2 separate regions of the Homo sapiens genome follow, and region 1 is linked to region 2. Evidence: chromatin contacts called from ENCODE Hi-C or POLR2A ChIA-PET data. All regions are on one chromosome and are shown on one strand. Each heading gives the region's core, a stretch centred on a gene start or an enhancer-like site at or near the end of the contact. The rest is flanking DNA. Distances are from core to core; before and after follow the strand shown. Region 1 overlaps LOC101928391 (a long non-coding RNA gene). Region 2 holds the start of KDF1 (keratinocyte differentiation factor 1).

The links. Hi-C counts contacts between places; a loop is a spot of excess contacts on that map. ChIA-PET counts read pairs that join two places held with the same protein, here RNA polymerase II (POLR2A). Pooled maps may share reads with other maps.
Region 1: POLR2A ChIA-PET joins it to region 2 with 10 read pairs in AG04450. The contact joins the enhancer-like site here to the promoter of KDF1 in region 2. A Hi-C loop is called at or near these places in 11 of 168 maps with a recorded cell type or tissue (CD14-positive monocyte, Caco-2, HCT116 and 8 more), 2 of 37 single-sample maps with no recorded cell type and 15 of 50 pooled maps. POLR2A ChIA-PET finds 5 or more read pairs at or near these places in 7 of 52 experiments (AG04450, Caco-2, H1 and 2 more).

Annotation. Positions count from the first base shown.
Region 1 is chr1:27,053,225-27,059,465 of GRCh38, reverse strand. It overlaps LOC101928391 (a long non-coding RNA gene), which reads right to left. Exons shown (of 8, transcript XR_007065559.1): 6 at 944-1,068. Among named protein-coding and RNA genes, the nearest start is that of TENT5B, 43 kb to the right of the region's middle. RefSeq lists silencers at 114-408, 1,134-1,428. Within about 2 kb of position 1,390, at least 3 of the 41 ENCODE cell types and tissues checked have a DNase peak (open chromatin) inside an H3K27ac peak, as active enhancers do.
Region 2 is chr1:26,955,554-26,961,921 of GRCh38, reverse strand. It overlaps KDF1 (keratinocyte differentiation factor 1), which reads left to right and starts at 1,454. Exons shown (of 4, transcript NM_152365.3): 1 at 1,454-1,572. RefSeq lists a silencer at 170-464 and an enhancer at 1,334-2,016.

The DNA.
Region 1 (6,241 bases), core at 141-2,640, 98 kb before region 2:
TCCTGGAGTTGACCCAAATGAGGGGCAAGAACTGCAGGACATTTTCCCCTGCTCCCAGAGCAACTGCGGGTATAAGGCTGTTGGGCTGTCGTGTGAGGGGGATTTTCCTAAAGACACAGCACACAGGGAGAATAACAGAAGTCACCTTCCTGAGGCTGCCCCGCACTTGGGTTCTGAGGACCTTCGCTCCCTCCCCTCCTTCTCTTCTCCTCCCTCCTGTCTCCCCTGCGGCAACCTGAACTACTCGGCTCTCTCCCCGCTCCTCCTCCTCCTCTGCAACTCAGCTCTAGTCCTGCCTGAGGCCGAACCCTTGAACAGGAGGCCAGGGCTGGAAAGTTGTGGAAATGCCCCTGTGGGGAGCCCTGCCAAGGATGCTGAGGCTGAGCCCCAGCCTGGGGGAGGGGGTGTCCTGATCTGAGCAGACCCTGAGGGCAGACAGAAGGCAGCCAAGGTCTAGAGCTGGTGCCTCTAACCACCTCTACCCCAGAGGCTGTGGGATGCTTGGGAGCCAGGATAGGGCCGGGCTTTGGGTCTACACTACCTTGGTCCTGAGATGGAGTCTAGGAACATTGGTGGGGGTGCCAAGCATTCTGTAGAGGTAGGATGGGGTGGGTCCCTCTCACTTCTTCAGCCCTCAAGATTGCATACAACAGGCTCCTAAGAAATCACTGAGGCTGGCTGGCACGGTGGCTCACAGGTGGCTGAGGCAGGAGAATCACTTGAACCCGGCAGGCAGAGGTTGCAGTGAGCCAAGACCGCGCCACTGCACTCCAGCCTGGGTGACAGAGCGAGACTCCGTCTCAAAAAAAAAAAAAGAAAAAAAGAAAAAAAGAAATCCCTGAGGCTTTTAAGCCTCGGAGGGAGAGCCTGCTGACTCCTTGAGGTGTACAGAGGCACCAGTTTTTAGGAGGACAGAATCTTTCTAAGGCAGTTTGATTTTTACCTTCTCAGGTGCAGGAAAAGTGACTGTTTCCTTCTCTGTGAATTTCCCATGGACTAAGGGACTCCCGACAGGGGGAGGGCCCTCTTGGCAGTCAGCTTATTCTGAAATTTGAATTTCCAATGCACCTGGAGGAATCCAGAGGGGAAAGGTTGTTATTTATAACCAAAGCTTCCTTCTAAGGAAAGTAGATCCTGCTGCATTAACTAAAAGGCCCTTTTGTTCTTAAAAGGCCCTTACTGGGTTTGGCTTGGCAGCCTGGTTTGGGAAGAGCAGGAGGGGCTAGGGAGAGCTGAAATGCAGGGTCTCCTGTGTGAGAATTGGAAGCCCCTGGGGCATCGAGGTGTCTGTCACGCAGGGGCTGAAGAAGGGAGGCGGGTAGATGGGCATGGGCGCCAGCAGATGGGAGCAGCAGCCCTGTGCGGGCGGGGCTGGAGGATGCCTGAGAAACCAGCTTGTAAGAGCAGAGACGTCCCAGTGCCACTTTCAGTCGTGTGCTGAGCCACTCTATAACTCTTCCAGGGACCCACAAATCTTAGTGAAATTCTGCTTACAGAGCAGTCTGGTATCCACGGTTTCTTGGGAGAAGAAACGGGCTGCATCCTACATTTGAGTCAATTCCAGGGCAGAAATAAAGGGAACAGCTGCTAGAATTCAGCAGAAGCCGGAAATCAGAGGCACACAATTGTAAGCCTGAGAAATTGCAGAAGCCTTGTGGAAAGTAAGGGATGGGGTCTGAGCCAACCTTATTTCAATCCCAGTGGGCTGGCGGACCCCAGCTACCAACCATGGGTTCTGCCTAGGGGCAGATATTTGCCCCCCCGCTTCCTTGCTAAAAGAAGCTTGTTTTGTTCTGGTGGGAGGACAATGTACTAATTACCCCCAGGTGGATGGTGACTGGGATATTTACATTTGATCCACTCCCCTCTGCTGGTAATTGGGTTGGGGAGAACCATGGGACCCTGTTCTGGCCAATGAGATAAGAGGGGGAGGCTGCTGGGGGCTTCTGGGAGGAATTTTCCTCCTCTTACAAAAAGAGATGTTTTAGGAGGACCCCTGTCCAAGCCTCCCTTCCTGAGATGCTGCCCGTGGCAAATGCAGCCACACAAAAGTGCAGGCTCCAGGGTCAAACCATCTGGGCTAAAAGCATGGCTCTGCCTCCGATTGGCTGTGTTGTCTTAAGCAGATTACTTGACCTTTCTGTACCTCGTGTTCCTCCTCTGCAAAATGAAAATAATTGGACTTTCTTCTCAGGGTGCTGTGAAAATCAAATGAGTGAATACACCTAAAATGCCCAGACAGTTCTAGCACATGATAAGTACTCAATATATAACAGCTGTTATTTAGTTGCTCTCTGTGGATATGATGCTTGGAGCCACGGTAGTCATCTTTCAACCATGAGGGCCTTGACTCAAAAATGGTCTACCCCAAGATATCTTAAGATAAAAGTCCTGTGGGGTTTTTTTGTTGTGTTTTTTTTTTTTTTTTTTTTTTTTTGAGACACTCTCACTCCATTGCAGAGGCTGGAGGCTGGACTGTAGTGGTGTGATCATGGCTCACTGCAGCCTTGACCTCCCAGGCTCAGACGATCCTCCTGCCTCAGCCTCCTGAGTAGCTGGGACCACAGGCACATACCACCGCACCTGGCTCATTTAAAAAAATTATTCGGAGAAGGCCGGGCACAGTGGCTCACGCCTGTAATCCCAGCACTTTGGGAGGCTGAGGCGGGCAGATCACGAGTTCAGGAGTTCAAGACCAGCCTGGCCAACATGAGGAAACCCCATCTCTACTAAAAATACAAAAATTAGCCAGGCGTGGTGGTATGTGCCTGTAGTCCCAGCTACTTGGGAGGCTGAGGCAGAAGAATCACTTGAACCCGGGAGGTGGAGGTTGCAGTGAGCCGAGATCGCACCACTGCGCTCCAGCCTGGGCAACAGAGCAAGCCTCTGTCTCCAAAAAAAAAAAAAAAAAAAAAATTATTTGTAAAGATAGAGGTCTCCTCTTATGTTGGCTAAGCTAGGAAACTCCCAACTCTTTAGACAACTTTTAGCTTAGTATTCTGTTACTTGCAGCCTAAATCTCCCTAACCAATTCATAGATAAAAACTTGATACTTATGATTGTTTTATGATAAGAAATTAAACCACCTAATCCATGGGATACTCATATTTACTGAGAACACTGCTGAGAACCCTGGAGGCAGATTACACAGCATTGACTGCTAGTCATCCTCAAATGCGTAGTTTCTCCTTCTCTCTTTAATAAATAGAATGGCCATATTTTAGCTGGGCACATGCTGCGTGGCTAGAAAGCACATTTCCCAGGCCGGGCCTGGTGGCTCACACCTGTAATCCCAGCACTTTGGGAGGCGGAGGCGGGTGGATCACTTGAGGTCAGGAGTTCAAGACTAGCCTGGCGAACATGATGAAACCCCGTCTCTACTAAAAATACAAAAAATTGGCCGGGTGTGGTGGCCAGTGCCTGTAATCCCAGCTACTTGGGAGGGTGAGGCAGGAGAATTGCTTAAACACAGGAGGCGGAGGTTGCAGTGAGCCGAGATCACGCCATTGCACTCCAGTCTGGGCGACGGAGCGAGCGAGACTCTTCATCTCAAAAAAAAGAAGAAGAAGAAGAAAGAAAGTACATTTCCCAGTTTCCCTTGCAACTAGGTGAAGCCATGGGCCCAAGCTTTAGCAAAGAAATATGAATCGAAGTGATACGTGCCAAAGGATTGGGTATTTTCCCACCTCACTCTTCTGTCTCTGTTTTTTTTTTTTTTGAAACAGGGTCTCACTCTGTCACCCAGGCTGGGGTGCAATGGTGTGATCACAGCTCACTGCAACCTCCACCTCCTGGACTCAAGCAATCCTCCTACCTCAGCCTCCGGAGTAGCTGGGACTAGAGGTGTGGGCCACCATACCCAGCTTATTTTATTTTATTTTATTTTTTTTGAGACGGAGTCTCACTCTGTCGCCCAGGCTGGAGTGCAGTGGTGCGATTTCGGCTCACTGCAACCTCCACCTCCCAGGTTCAAGCAATTCTCTGCCTCAGCCTCCAGAATAGCTGGTATTACAGGCCCCCACCACCACACCCAGCTAATTCTTGTATTTTTAGTAGAATCGGGGTTTCACCATCGTGGCCAGGCTAGTCTTGAACTTCTGCCCTCGTGATCTACCCGCCTCGGCCTCCCAAAGTGCTGGGATTACAGGCGTGAGCCACTGCGCCCAGCCGCCCAGCTTATTTTTTGTATTTTTAGTAGAGACGGGGTCTCACTATGTTGCCCAGACTGGCCTCAAATTCCTGAGCTCAAGTGATATGCCCACTTCTGTCTCCCAAGGTACTGGGATTACAGATGTGAGCCACCATGCCCAGCCAGAAGGGCCATTTTGAAGGTGGGCACAGTTGACCCACCAGACATGAAAACATGAAGACCTAACTCCGACCTCTTACATACAAGAAAACAAACAATCTTGTTTAAGCCACTGTATTGTTTTATTGCTTCACTGCAACAGATCTACATGAAGCTCCAGAATATCAAGTGGAAATAGCAGCACAGAAATACTGTCCTGTGAGTGTTTCTGCGACCCATTGTATCAGTTCGCTGTTGCTGCATAACAAACCACCCAAGACTTAGGCTTAAAACAGTAATGTTTTTTTATTTCTCATGAAAATGTGGGTTGGCTGCATTCTTCTGCTGATTTTTCCAGGGCTTACTTGTGCAGCTACGTTCAGCTGGAAGAATGGCTGTGGGCTAGGTTCAGCTGGGATGGTGGGGATGGTTAAGCCTCACTCTTCATGAGATCTTTCATCCTCAAGGATGACCATGTAGCCTAGGTTTCCTCACATGGTGGTTCCAGGACAGTGCTAACAGAGTAAGCCCCAAATCACAAGCACTTATCTGGCCTCTGTGTCATAGTCACTGATGTCCCACTAGCCAAAGCAAGTCACGTGGCCAATCCCAGAGTCACCATGGGAGGGGCCTATCCAAGGGCGTAGATACCAGGAGGCTTGATTCATTGGGCCATTTGATTAACAATCAACCTCATTCTATCATGCCCCATGAATTTTAGGAGCTCATTAAGGATAATTAGAAATCCTGGTGCAGTACTCATTAGGCCCATCTGCACAGGGACTAATATAGGATTAGGGGCAATTGAAATTCCTTCCCCTATTTGGTTATTCATCACCTAGCTCTGGAAAAAAGTTTGAAGTTGTTTACATAACTATAAAAGATTTTTAAATGATAAAATTAAAAATGAACGTTGGTGAGAATCAGAACAGAAAGAAAAAGAAAGGAGAGGAAAAAAAAAGATGGTATCAGGAGTAGGGTTAGAGCAAAAATTGCCTATCCCAGGGGCCCAGGCTCCTGCTAGGAGAGGGACTTGAGGTCTCGCTAGACAGTGCTGGGACAAGATCAAGGAGATGGTCAGGGCATGGTGGAGAGGATTGGGGTCGAGGATGTGGCCTTCCAGTGAGCACCAGCACTTTGTGCAATTTGCGGCACTTTGGGAGCTGGGATGAAGCTACATCTGAAACACTTCTCAACCTTTGCTGTGCATCTGGATCGCTTATAGAGCAGGTTTAAATATAGATTCCTAGGCCCGATGTCTAGAACTTGTTTTTTTCTTTGTTTTGAGACGGAGTCTAGCTCTGTTGCCCAGGCTGGAATGCAGTGGCGTGATCTCGGCTCACTGCAACCTCTGCTTCCTGGGTTCAAGCGATTCTCTTGCCTCAGCCTCCCAAATAGCTGGGATTACAGGCATGCCTGGCTAATTTTTTTTTTTTTTTTTTTTTTTTTGGGAGACAGGGTCTCAGTCTGTCATCCAGGCTGGAGTGCAGTGGTGCAAACATGGCTCACTGCAGCCTCGACCTCCTGGGCTCAGGTGATCCTCTCGCCTCAGCCCTGCAAGTAGCTGGGATCACAGGCGCTTGCCATCACGCCTGGCTAATTTTTCGTATTTTTTGTAGTGATAGGGTTTTGCCATGTTGCCCAGGCTGGTCTCGAACTTCTGAGCTCAATTGATCCACCTGCCTTGGCCTCCCAAAGTGCTGGGATTGCAGGCGTGAGTCATGGCACCGGGCCTGGAACCTGTATTTTTAACATACTTCCCAGGTGATTCTAAAACAAGTGGTCTTTGAACGACATTTTAAGTGACTTTGAAGCCCATAAGTGGGTGCCAGAATCTGGGAAGGATATTCACAGGGGAAGAATAGGTGAGAGGAAAGGTTCTTTTTCTTTTTTTTTTCTTTTTGTTTTTTGAGACAGAGTTTCGCTCTTGTTGCCCAGGCTGGAGTGCAATGG
Region 2 (6,368 bases), core at 205-2,704:
ATGTGGACAAGATGTGGTGGGAGGCGCTGGGATGGAGGGTCTCTGGTGGAAATTGAACACCTATGCCTAATGCATCCCAGTGATATCTTCCTGTTGCATCCATGATCTCTTTTAATCCTCCCAGTTAAAGAGAGGTACTACTATCTCCAGAGATTAGGTTTAGAGAAGGAAAGTGCCTTGCCAAAAGTCAGTTTGTGCCAACTGCCTGAGCAAACAATGTCCCCTCTCTAAGCTTCAGTTTCCTCTTACTGTAAAATGGATATGATAATACCTGACCCACTTCACAGATTAACGGCTTCGGCATGCATGGCTCCTGGAGATGCTCCCTAAAAGTCACTTGTTTGTTTGTTTGTTTTGTTTATTTGAGACAGAGTCTCGCTCTGTCGCCCAGGCTGGAGTGCAATGGCGCGATCTCGGCTCACTGCAACCTCTGCCTGCTGGGTTCAAGCCATTCTCCTGCCTCAGCCTCCCGAGTAGCTGGGATTACAGGCACTTGCTACCATGCTAGGCTAATTTTTTGTATTTTTAGTAGAGACTGGGTTTCACTATGTTGGCCAGGCTGGTCTCAAACTCCCACCTCGCGATCCTCCCGCCTCGGCCTCCCAAAGTGCTGGGATTACAGGCATGAGCCACTGCGCCCGGCCAAGTCACTTGTTTATTAATGCTATTGTTAAGTTATTGAGTTGTTATTAATATTAAGGGGAACAGTAACCCAGAATAGTCTGAGCCTTGCCTTATTGACATTCAATGGTGTTGCCTCTTGCAGAGACCTTTTTTGGATGTAGTGACCATGGCCCATTTTGGCCACCACTTCTGATCCTGGATGTATCTTTCAGAGCTGCATATCCGGTCCCCCTCCTCTACCCTACTCGGGGCCTCAGAGCTGAGGTTCCTGTCTTTACCTGCAGATTTCTCTGAACAAAAGAAAAGGTAAACTGATCAGCGGCCCAGGCTCCCAGTTCTGCCTCAGGGCAAAGGGAGAAATTGGGGCCCAGGGCCTCATTCAGTGGAAAATATTTGTTGAACACCTAGTATGTGCCAGGACCTGTGCTGAGCACCAGGAACACAGGGGAACAAGACCAAACCCTGCAAGGTAGGAGGCTAAAGGAGGAGACAGAAGACAACAAAACGACAGTGTGCTGAGTACAGGGACTGTTCTAACCAACAGAAAAACAGACAGGATCAGGGAAAGCTTCCCAGAAGAGAGCTTCCCTTTGAGTTGGAGCTTTACGGCCGGGCAGAAGTTCCACAGGTGCTCAGAGACTGACAGGACCACCAGCCTGTTGAACAGAAGAGGAGACTGAGCCCCAGCGCCTCTCGACCCCTCCCCGCCACACCTCACCTACCCGGACTAGGCTGAACGGGCCGAGCACTCGAGCGGGGACGCGCAGCTCTGCAGAGCCCCGGGGCGGGGCCTCGGTCCAGGTGCGCGGTAGCGCTTCGCGGAGGCAGGAAGTGTGTCCCTAGCGGCGGCCCGTGCAGCGCTCCCGCGAGACGCTCACCTGCGCCCCAGGTGAGCGGCGAGGGGGCGGGGGAGGGGCTGAGCCGGAGGCGGCTCACCTGGCGGGACAGGTAAGCCCGGCGCGGGCCCAGGGGGGCGCAAGCCAGGGCGGCGCCGGTGTCGGGAGCCCCCCGAAGCTGAGCCCGGACAGGAGAGGGTCCCGGGCCCGGTTCCTCGGGGGCCACCCTCCTACTTCCGGGGTGCGCGGGCCGGGCTGGGGAGCGGCCTGAGCGGGCGCCCGGGCTGGGCGCGCAGAATGGGGTGAGGGGCCGCGTTCGCCCTTAGGGCTGCACTGGCTGGGTGCGGGGGCCGCACTCACCGGGGGGCAGCGTCGGGATGGGACAAACGCTGGTGCTCACCCCGAGGAACAGCGTCGGGACGGGAGGGAGGCTGGGTCCGCCCGCGGGGTAGGGCCCTTGCAGCTGGAGAGGGTAGTGCTCGCCCCGAGGGCAGAGTTGGTGTAGGGGCTGTGGTAGCCCGGGGGACAGTGCCAGGATCTGGTTCTTCCTTGTCCCCAGGACTAGCTGCCCGCGGATATGGGACTCTCGGGCTGCACCTTTGGGGCAGGAGGCCGAGGGTGCACTGAGCCGACGGCTGTTTCTCGAGCAGGACTGGGGTGGTCCTCCCCGGCCGGGTGTCCGAGGCTTGGCACTGGGCTGGGGGCAGAGGCTGGTGCGGCCGGGCCTGTCCTGGGGACCCTCGGAGGAGGGGACGGTACATAGACCCTTGAGTGTGTGTGTGTGTTCGCGGGACTAAGGGGGAAGAGGAAAGCATCAACGAGAAATCCAGGGAGGGCGGGCCGGGACCCTCTGACCCCCGGGAACATCCTTGCGGTGCCTTAGATCGCCTAGTGACCTAGCCCCTCCCATGGGCAAGGCCACTGCGGGAAGCCCCCTGCACTCAATATTTCATTTAAATCTCACGGGATTGGCGGGGCATGAAGATACTAGTCTCTCCTTATTTAAAGATGAGGAAAGTGAGGTTAAGAATCTTGCCTCAAGCCACAATAGGGACAGGGAGTCTCCCCTCACTAAACCAAGTGACCAGGTTCCTAGGATTGGGCGGGGTGGTGGCGGGGCGGTGGCAGCAGGGTCGGGGAGATACAGCCTGGAAGAAACTGCCTGAGTTTGACTTCAGGAGGGTTCAATGGCTGGAGGGAAGTGGGGAACTGAGGCAGGCATTGTCCTTATCCCAGGTCTTCTCTTCTCATCCCACCACCGCTGGAGATGTGTGGCACACACAAAGTACGCAGGCTTCAGAGCCTGGCGGGCCACAGTGCAAATCTTACTCCAGCCCTCTCTTGCTAGGTGTCTCTGGGCCAGTCACTTCACCTTTCTGAGCTTCAGATTCCTGATCTGTGAAATGGAGATATACTACTTATTTTCAGAGCAATTGTGAGAGTCAAATAAGGTGAAAGTCCTCTGGCCCATTCACTGCTGTTTTCTCAGCATTTAGCACAACGCTGGGCACCTCGTTGTATTAATTTAATCAATAATAGAGAGTCCTAAAGCTTTGGAGGTTGGGGAGAAGACAATAGCCAGTCCATCCTCAGGAGCCCCACGTACTTCCGAGCTCAGCATGGTTAACTGTAGATCTGTCCACTCTCCTGAAGGCTTGAGCCTGGAAGACAGGGCTCCCAACATGGGCTCTCTCTGGGCACACGCTGGTCCATGGAGCTGGCAGCTTTGACTGCCTCTTTTCTCCCAAGTAATAGATGGGATGGGGTAGTGGATAAGAGTCTGGGGCCAGGCCAATTGTGTACAGATAGATGTATGGCTTTGGACAACTTATTTAACCTGTCTGTGCTTTAGTATAATAATACAGGTAATAATATTACAAAGAGGGTTGTGAAAATTAATTGGTTATTATGTCTGAAGTACTTAGAACAGTGTAAGCCATCAATAATCAACTCTCACTGGATTGTAAACTCCTGAGGTTGAGGGATTTTGTCTGTTTTATCACTTTATCCATAGAATTTAGAACAGCTAGGCCGGGCGCGGTGGCTCACGCCTGTAATCCCAGTACTTTGAGAGGCCGAGGTGGGTGGATCACGAGGTCAGGAGATCAGACCATCCTGACTAACATGGTGAAACCCCATCTCTACTAAAAATACAAAAAATTAGCCAGGCGTGGCACGCGCCTGTAGTCCCAGCCACTCAGGAGGCTGAGGCAGGAGAATCGCTTGCACCCGGGAGGCAGAGGTTGCAGTGAGCCAAGACCACGCCACTGCACTCCACTCCAGACTGGGCAACAGAGTGAGACTCCATCTCAAAAAAAAAAAAAAAAAAAAGAATTTAGAACAGCTGGCTGGGCGCGGTGGCTTATGCCTGTAATGTCAGCACTTTGGGAGGCTGAGGCAGGTGGATACTTGAGGTCAGGAGTTCGAGACCAGCCTGGCCAACATGGTGAAACCCCATCTCTATTAAAAATACAAAAAAATTAGCTGGGTGTGGTGGCATGCACCTGTAATTCCAGCTACTCAGGAGGCTGAGGCATGAGAATTGCCTCCACCTGGGAGGCAGAGGTTGCAGTGAGCCAAGATCGTGCCATGCACTCCAGCGTTGGTGACAGAGTAAGACTGTCTCAAATAATAATAATAATAATAATAAATCCAGCATGTGGCACACAGTGGGCCCTCAGTAAATATCTGTTAATTGCGTGAATGTGTGAATCCATACCCCACATTTCTCAAACTAAAGCAAAGATTTTTAACCACTTAGCTCAGATTGCAAGGGAATTTAAAATCACCTGTTAGAATTTTATTTGGGATACCGTTGCAGATGGGATTTCACTCTCTCCCTCACCTCCTATCCCCCATCCATACTCTGGTCAACGTAGAGCCTAAGTCTTTTTTTCTTTGTACCCAGTGGCGCTGGTTCTACCCTGAGGCAACCTGAAATCTGTCAGTCCCCTGAGGCACCTAGTGTACCAAACCCTGTTCCAGACCCTGAGGCAGAAAAGAATTACACACAGTCCCTGCACTTCAGGGTCATGGTCCTTGGGGACATAGACTTATCCTCAAACAATCAGTACAAGGCTGACCCAGCTGACAGCCCAGCAGAAGGCCATGGGGAGAGGGCCTCCCATCTGACTAGTGGTTCCAGAAGGTCCCTGGAGAAGGAGTGCTGAGTAAGGCCAGGAGAGTAGGTTAAAGAGTTGTAGGAATGGTTAAAGAACTGTATCCTAGGCCAGGCACAGAGGCTCATGCCTGTAATCCCAGCACTTTGGGAGGCCAGGGCAGGAGATCACTTGAGGCCAGGAATTCAAGACCACCTGAGCAACATAGCAAGATCCCATTTCTACCAAAAAACAAAACAAAACAAAAAACTAGTGGGGCAGGGTGGTATGCACCTATAGTCCTAGCTACTCAAGTGGCTGAGGCAGGAGGATCACTTGAGCCCTGTTGTTTGAGGCTTCATTGAGCTAGGGTTGCACCACTGCACTCCAATCTGGGTAACAGAGGGAGACCTTATCTCTAAAAATAAAATAAAATAAATAAAAGAACTGTATCCTTCACATCCCCATTTACCATGGGCAACATTCCCTCTTTCCCTTTCTCTACACACACATAACTTTTGTTCTTTTGTGTTTGAACCATTTGAGATTAGGTTGCAGATAATCCTGCCCCTTTATCCCCAAGTGCTTCAATGTATGTTTCCTAAGAATAGAACATTATCTTATATAACCACAGTAATCAAATTCAGAAAATGTAACATTGATATAATACTATCAAATAACATATTTCACCAGTTATTCACATTATCCAATTTCCAATTTTTTCCTCCCAATCCAGGATCCTTTCTAGGATCACACTGCATTTAGTTGTCATGTTTCTCAACTTGGGCTTGTCTATTATTTCCTCATTATTACATTCAGGTTATGCATTTTTGACAGGAATACTTCGTGAGTTGTATCCTCCTTAGTACATAGTATCAGGAGGAACTTGATGTCAATTCATCCCATTATGGTGATATTATCTTTGATCATTTGATTAAAGTGGTGTCTGCCGTGTTCCTCTAAACATTTTAAAGTTTTTACTTGCTACAGCAAGTAAGAGGGAATGGAAGTGGCCAGAATGGCGGCTGTGACAGTATTTGGGTGAGAGATAATGATGGCCCTCTTTAGGGAGGTGGCATTAATTTTCCCAAGTGCCAAATCTGGGGTTAGATTAGGGCCAGAACTGGAACTAAAACACAGATATCCCGATGCCCAGTTCCACATTCCTCACACACCCCCGGTTTAAGACCCCAGTGCCATTAATTCAGGAATAAAAGGATAAGGGATCAGTGTCTCAGAAAATCCAAGCTAAGGATAGTTACTGCCTGGCAAACCCCTACATGAGATCAAGGACCTTCCCAAATACACTACTGCATAATCTTCCTTGACTCTGTCAGGCAGAGTTATTTACTCCCATGATGCTTCATATATCCTACATGCTCCATCTTACAAACTTTGTTTGTTTGTTTGAGATGGAGTCTCACTCTGTTGCATAGGCTGGAGTGCAGTGGTGCGATCTGGGCTCACTGCAACCTCCGCCTCCCAAGTTCAAGCGATTCTCCTGCCTCAGCCTCCTGCATAGCTGGGATTACAGGCACGCTCCACCACGCCCAGCTAATTTTTGTATTTTTAGTAGAGACAGGGTTTCACCATGTTGGTCAGGCTGGTCTCGAAATCCTGACCTCGTGATCCACCCGCCTCAGCCTCCCAAAGTGCTGGGATTACCGGCATGAGCCACTGTGCCCGGCCCTCATCTTACAAACTTTTAAGCATCTGTTTTCCCTGCAAAACCATATGTGAATCATCAAGAACAGGATCTGTAATTCATTCATCTTTGGTTCTACGGTACCCAGCACAGGGCCAGCCTCAG